Linked DNA regions of Homo sapiens: region 2 is linked to region 1. Evidence: chromatin contacts called from ENCODE Hi-C or POLR2A ChIA-PET data. All regions are on one chromosome and are shown on one strand. The core of a region is the stretch at or near the end of the contact, and the rest is flanking DNA. Distances in the headings are between cores, read along the strand shown.

Evidence for each region. Hi-C counts contacts between places; a loop is a spot of excess contacts on that map. ChIA-PET counts read pairs that join two places held with the same protein, here RNA polymerase II (POLR2A). Pooled maps may share reads with other maps.
Region 2: a loop to region 1 is called in a pooled map, with 2.8 times the contacts of the local background. The contact joins two enhancer-like sites. A Hi-C loop is called at or near these places in 7 of 50 pooled maps. POLR2A ChIA-PET finds 5 or more read pairs at or near these places in 5 of 52 experiments (A673, BJ, Caco-2 and 2 more).

Annotation. Positions count from the first base shown.
Region 1 is chr19:11,242,252-11,245,060 of GRCh38, forward strand. It overlaps DOCK6 (dedicator of cytokinesis 6), which reads right to left. Exons shown (of 48, transcript NM_020812.4): 10 at 1,551-1,631; 11 at 1,306-1,459; 12 at 1,007-1,134; 13 at 808-901. Among named protein-coding and RNA genes, the nearest start is that of ANGPTL8, 4.0 kb to the left of the region's middle. RefSeq lists an enhancer at 1,230-2,040. Within about 2 kb of position 1,265, at least 9 of the 41 ENCODE cell types and tissues checked have a DNase peak (open chromatin) inside an H3K27ac peak, as active enhancers do.
Region 2 is chr19:11,421,086-11,423,894 of GRCh38, forward strand. It overlaps ODAD3 (outer dynein arm docking complex subunit 3), which reads right to left. Exons shown (of 13, transcript NM_145045.5): 8 at 2,792-2,809; 9 at 1,616-1,776; 10 at 1,386-1,542; 11 at 592-747; 12 at 43-127. Among named protein-coding and RNA genes, the nearest start is that of RGL3, 3.2 kb to the left of the region's middle. RefSeq lists an enhancer at 289-338 and a silencer at 1,569-1,628. Within about 2 kb of position 1,251, at least 11 of the 41 ENCODE cell types and tissues checked have a DNase peak (open chromatin) inside an H3K27ac peak, as active enhancers do.

The sequences.
Region 1 (2,809 bases), core at 15-2,514:
GCTCAGCCCACCCTTTCTGGGCTGTGTAGTCAGGGCAGACTCTCCCATGATGTTCTCTGGGGACTGGGGGCTGTGTCCCTCAGGCGCCAAGGCCAGAAATTGCCCTCAACTCTGCTGTCTGTCACCCTAAATTTTTTTTCGTTTTTGTTTTTCTTTTTTTTAAGTGGAGTCACTCTGTTGCTCAGGCTGGAGTGCAGTGGGGCGATCTCGGCTCACTGCAACCTCTGCCTCCCCAGTTCAAGTGATTCTCCTGCCTCAGCCTCCCAGGTAGCTGGGATTACAGGTGTGTGCCACCACACCTGGTGAATTTTTGTATTTTTAGTAGAGATGGAATTTCACCATGTTGGCCAGGCTGGTCTCAAACTCCTGACCTCAAGTGATCTGCCCGCCTCGGCCTCCCAAAGTGCTGGCATTACAGGTATGAGCCATCACACCTGGCCCCCAGGCTGGTCTTGAGCTCCTGGGCTCAAACAATCATCCTCCTGCCTCAGCCTCCCAAAGTGTTGGCGTTACAGACTTGAGCCACTGCACCCCAGCCTTACCCCTACATTTGATCAACTCTGCCCCCAGGACCCCTGCCTGCCCCGCTGCCATTAACCACCTATTGACGCTGTATCCATCTTATTTATTCTGCTTCTTGTCTATGGTCCCCATTAGAAGCTGTAGCCAGCCCCTGAGGTCAGGGATTTGTCCATCATGGTCATCGTTGGGTCTCTGATGCCCCTGGCACAGTAGGTGCTCTCAGTGTAGGTTTGTTGAGTGGCTGAGTGAGAGTGATACTTCTTGTGTATGGGGTGTGCCACGCACCAGTCACAGGACGTAGTCGCCGCAGCAGGGACGACGGGCGCCTCATGTCAGCCAGGAACTTGAAGAGGTCCTCGTCACTGAGTCGCTCAGCCTCCTACATGGGACCCACTCCCGTCAGCCTGGGCCAGGGGGCTAGGGGTCCCCAGGGCTAATGCAGCCAGCGGGGAGTGGGAGAGTCCCTGGCCCCAGGGTAGGACACCTGCTTAAAGAAGTTTGTGACAGTTAGCGTGGCTGGACGGAAGCCAGAGAAGCTGCAGGCGTCGTCCCCACTACTCGCCCGGTCCTGGGGCCCCCGACGGCGGCGGTCTGTCCAGGCTGGCCGGCGCTCTAGGGGAGGGAATGACAATGACAAAAGGGGGACCAAGATGAAACAGGGAGACTCAGGGGCGGCACAGTTCGGCCAGCAGAGGGCGCACCCCCTCGCCCCGTAGCCCCGCCCCAGGCCTGTCAGCACCACCCTTTAGCCCCGCCCCAAGCCTGTTAGCCCCGCCTCCTCACCGCCCTCCGAGTCAGAGTCCCGGTCCAGCTGCCCAGCGCTGCTCACGATGTTGGCCAAGTGCACGGCCGTCCAGGCGAAGGGCATGCGGTAGCGGCCCAGGCGGGTGCAGAACTGCTCGGCCGCCAGGCGCAGCTTCTCTAGCTTCTCTTTGTTCTGTGGGGAGACCCCGTCCCCTGCCAGCTCAGCATCCTAGCCCTGCTGAGTCAGGGATCTGTTGCCCCTAGTCCAGCCTCCACACGCTTACCTTGGCTGTGTCCACTTCTTTCAACACCATGTAAGGCTCACAGCACTCACTGATGTCCCCTTGCTGAAGCACCTTCTCCAACTGCGGGGCAGATGAATGAATCCAGTGAGGCGCTGCCCGAACGCTCTGTTCCCCCGTGCTGGCTCCCCAGCCTCCTGGACCCCTCATGGGCCCTCGGACACTCCTAACATATGAAGGCCTTTGCTCCAACACCTCCCATGGCTCCCGCTGTCCTTGGGATCAAGGGTTAGTGTTGGCCTGCCTGGTGGCTACTCCCTCCCATTCTTCAGATCTACCCCTAACCTCCAAGCCTACCTTTAGCTGGTGATATTTTCCCTAAATTTACTTATTTATTTACATTTATGTATGTATGTATGTATGTATTATATAGAGACAGGGGTCTCGCTATGTTGCCTAGGCTGGTCTCAAACTCTTGGGCTCAAGTGATGCCCCTGCCTCTGCCTCCCAAAGTGCTGGGATAACAGGCTTGCTGTGAATTTTTTTTTTTAGACAGAGTCTCCCTGTTGCCCAGGCTGAAGTGCGTGATGGGATCTCAGCTCACTGCAACCTCTGCCTCCTGAGTTTAAGCAATTCTCCTGCCTCAGCCTCCTGAGTAGCTGGGATTACAGGCATGACCCACCACACCTGGCTTTTTTTTTTTTTTTTTTTTTTTTTTTGAGATGGGGTCTCGCTCTGTCACCCAGACGGAAGTGCAATGGCACAATCTCGGCTCACTGCAACCTCTGCCTCCCGGGTTCAAGCAATTCTCCTGCCTCAGCCTCCCAAGTAGCTGGGACTACAAGCGCCTGCTACTACGTCCCGCTAATTTTTGTATTTTTAGTAGAGACGAGGTTTCACCATTGGTCAGGCTGGTCTGGAACTCCCAACTTCAGGTGATCTGCCTGCCTCGGCCTCCCAAAGTGCTGGGATTACAGGCGTGAGCCACCGCGCCCAGCCAATTTTTGTGTTTTTAGTAGAGAATGGGTTTCACCATGTTGGCAAGGTTGGTCTCAAACTCCTGGGCTAAAGCGATCCTCCCGCCTCAGCCTCCCAAAGTGCTAGGATTACAGTTGTGAGTCACTGTGCCTGGCCTTCCCTACATTTTTCTTTGTTAGTGTAAATAGAGGCCACTCTGGGCATGGCTCTGAGCCATGAGGCCTAGACTCCAATCCTGACCACTCAGGGGCTGTGGGACCCTGGGCAGTGGGACCCTATCCACTCTGTGCCTCAGTTTCCCCATCTGGAAAATGGGAACCATG
Region 2 (2,809 bases), core at 1-2,500, 180 kb after region 1:
GGGGCCCCAACCGCACCCCTTCATCCCCCCACCCATACTGACCAAAAAACTTGTCCTTGGAAGTGGCAAGGGGCAGGGCGATGCGGGTGTTGTATTCGGGCAGCCTTCCCTCTAAGCTGGCGAGGAACTAAGCGGGGATGGGAAGCGAGAGAGGAAGGTGGGCGGGGCCAGGGGCCACCGAGAAGTCACGTTCCCCCTCCTCCCTACCCCATTCCGAGATATGCCCTAGTTCCAACTGGAGACCACTGCCCACTCCCATCCCTCCTTAAGCAGGCACCTTGATACCCAGCTTCACCCCCTCATCACTCAGGTCCGCCCCTGGTCTCTGGGGCCCTGCCACTAGGCCTCTCCCCATCCGGATACCCCAGCCGCGTCCTCTAGCCTCACAGGACCCGCCTGCACCTCTTCTGGTTTCTTCCCTCGTGGCTCGGGCTCACCCCTGGCTCGTCAAACCTCGCCCGTTGTCCCCGAGACCCCTTCCTGGCTGATCAGCCTGCAATCTGGTCTCCCGAAGTTGCCCCCGGTTCCCTGGTTTTCCGACCCAGCCCTACTCCTAGATCTCTGGAGCTCTGCCCCATGGCTGCAGGGCACCTCGCGGTTAGCGATGTGGCACAGCATCTCCTGCACGTCGTGGCCCTGGAGCTGCGCCTGCAGTTTCAGCAGCTTTTCCTCCACGAGGCCCAGCAGGTTTGGCACATAGTTATCTGCCTGGGGATCCAGCTCCTTTCCCGCGAAGCGGCCGTCCTCCTGCGGCCAGGGTAGAGCCGGGTCAGCCGAGAGGGGTGGGGCCTCTTGGAAGGCTCCACCCAGGGGCGGGGCTTTTCTTTCGGGGGCGGGGCCTAGGAGGTAAGGGCCCACCTGCAGGGTCGATCCTAGCCATTGGGGGCGGGGACTTAGGTCAAGGCCACGTCTGTGATGGGGGAGCCTCTGAACTCTAACTCTATATGTAAAGGTTTCGGGGAGGCCTCTTGGGAACAGTAAGGATTCGAGGGAGGCCATTGTGGGATGGCCTCCTGAAGAAATGGCCCTCTGCTGCGGGCAGGATAGGTCTTCTGTCTCGGGCTGCTCCAGAACTGCAGATAGGTCTCCGAGCTTTTCGGGGACAGGGTGGGACTTCTTTCCCTTGGAGGCGGAGCTTGAGACGGGACAGGGTCTCTGACGTCTTGGGCTTCCTTGGGGAGTGAGAGCTTCCCCAGGGAGGTGGGGCGGGGACTCTGAGGAATGGGGTGGGGCTTCCCCTGTGGGCGGGGCCTCTGACGTCCGGGACAGAGGATGTGGCAGGCCACGTTCCCTCGGGCAAGCTGGTGTGGCAGGAACCCCGCTTCGTGGCTGCGCCTCTGCGGTCCCAGGAGGGCCTGTCGGGGCTTCCCCTGGGCGGGGCCTACCACAGTGATGTGGATCAGCTTGCTGGCCAGGTGCTCCAGGCTGTCCTTGGCCACTTGCATCGCCCGCAAGGCGCGCTCCAGCTGGTCCTTGGCCTCGGCGTGCCGCCGCTCCTCCTTCTTGAGACGCTCCTGCGCCTCGGCTTGCAGTTTCTGCTGGCTGCAGGGAGCCGGGAGGTCACCCCGGGGGCTCAGCCCGCCCCGCCGCCCTCCCCAGAGCCCCGGTGCCTCACCTCACCAGCGTGGCCTCCCCCGAGTACTTGAGGTCTTCCAGCTCCCGCTGCAGTTGTTGCTTCTCCTGCTTCAGCCTCACCAACGTCTGCTCGTTCTCGCTCTTGAGCGTCTCCAACTGCGCGAAGGTGTCGCCCTGGGCCAGGAACCGCCGCACCAACGACTGCGGGCCACCCAGCCCCAGTCAGAGCCAGGGCCTAGGGAGCGTAGGGGCGCTCCACCTCCTCTCCCCCACCCTGCGAACCCTCGCACGCAGGACAGGTGGCCTGAGCTGGCGCCTTTTGCACAGCAATGTATGGGGACACTGTGGGTTGGACGCAGGGTTGCTTCAAGGGTGAGCAGCCCTGGATATATCATTTTTGCGGGGCCCTTTCTGGCCTATATAAGGAATTTGAGTCAGCCCAAACTCGGGGGCAACTGGAGAGGCGAGCATAGCTTCTTTCCAAAATCAAAGTGCCATCAATTTCTGGCCGTGAATCTCGCCCGATTCCGCAGGAAATACCGCCCGTCTTCGGAGCCATCCGCTCACAAGGCCCACATCTGGAAAGGGGCTGCGCCTCAGTGCCCCAGATGACCCCATAGGTGTACTCCTATAGGTGGGAGTCCCGGAAGTCATCAGGGGTCGGCCCCATCGGAGGAGCAGCAGGTTGGCGGACACCCAGAGGGGAGAAACAGGGTTGGGGTCCAGTGTTCACCGGCGGGAACCAGGACCCAAGGGGGACACAGCGGTCTTAGAATAATGCAAGGAAGACTTTACAGTGAGGGACCCGGCGCAGGGACCCCACTTGCCAGGATCTGAGGATGGTACTGGGCGGTCCACTGGGTCCCAGACCATGTTACAGACACTGGAGACAGAACAAGAGACGAAACTCCCAGTTCTCCTAGAGCTGGCATGGCAAAGGAGTTAGCATGGTGCAAGAGAGAACGGAAGGCGAGTGTAGAAATGACGGCGAGTGTAGACAGCTCCTAGGGGTTTTGCTGCGAAGGGCAGCAGAAAAACTGAACGGTAGCTGGAGGGGGAAGGGATGTTTTTCAAGAAAGGAGCAGGTTTGTGAGCTGAATAACCGACCTGGCAGAGAGGGGAGACAGGGTGTGTCGGTTTCACCGGCTTAGGCACCCCTGGGGCCCGTCTGGGGTGGGGGGGGGGCGCGGCGGAGAGGGCTGCGGGCAGAACTCACGTGCGTCTCGTCAGTGCC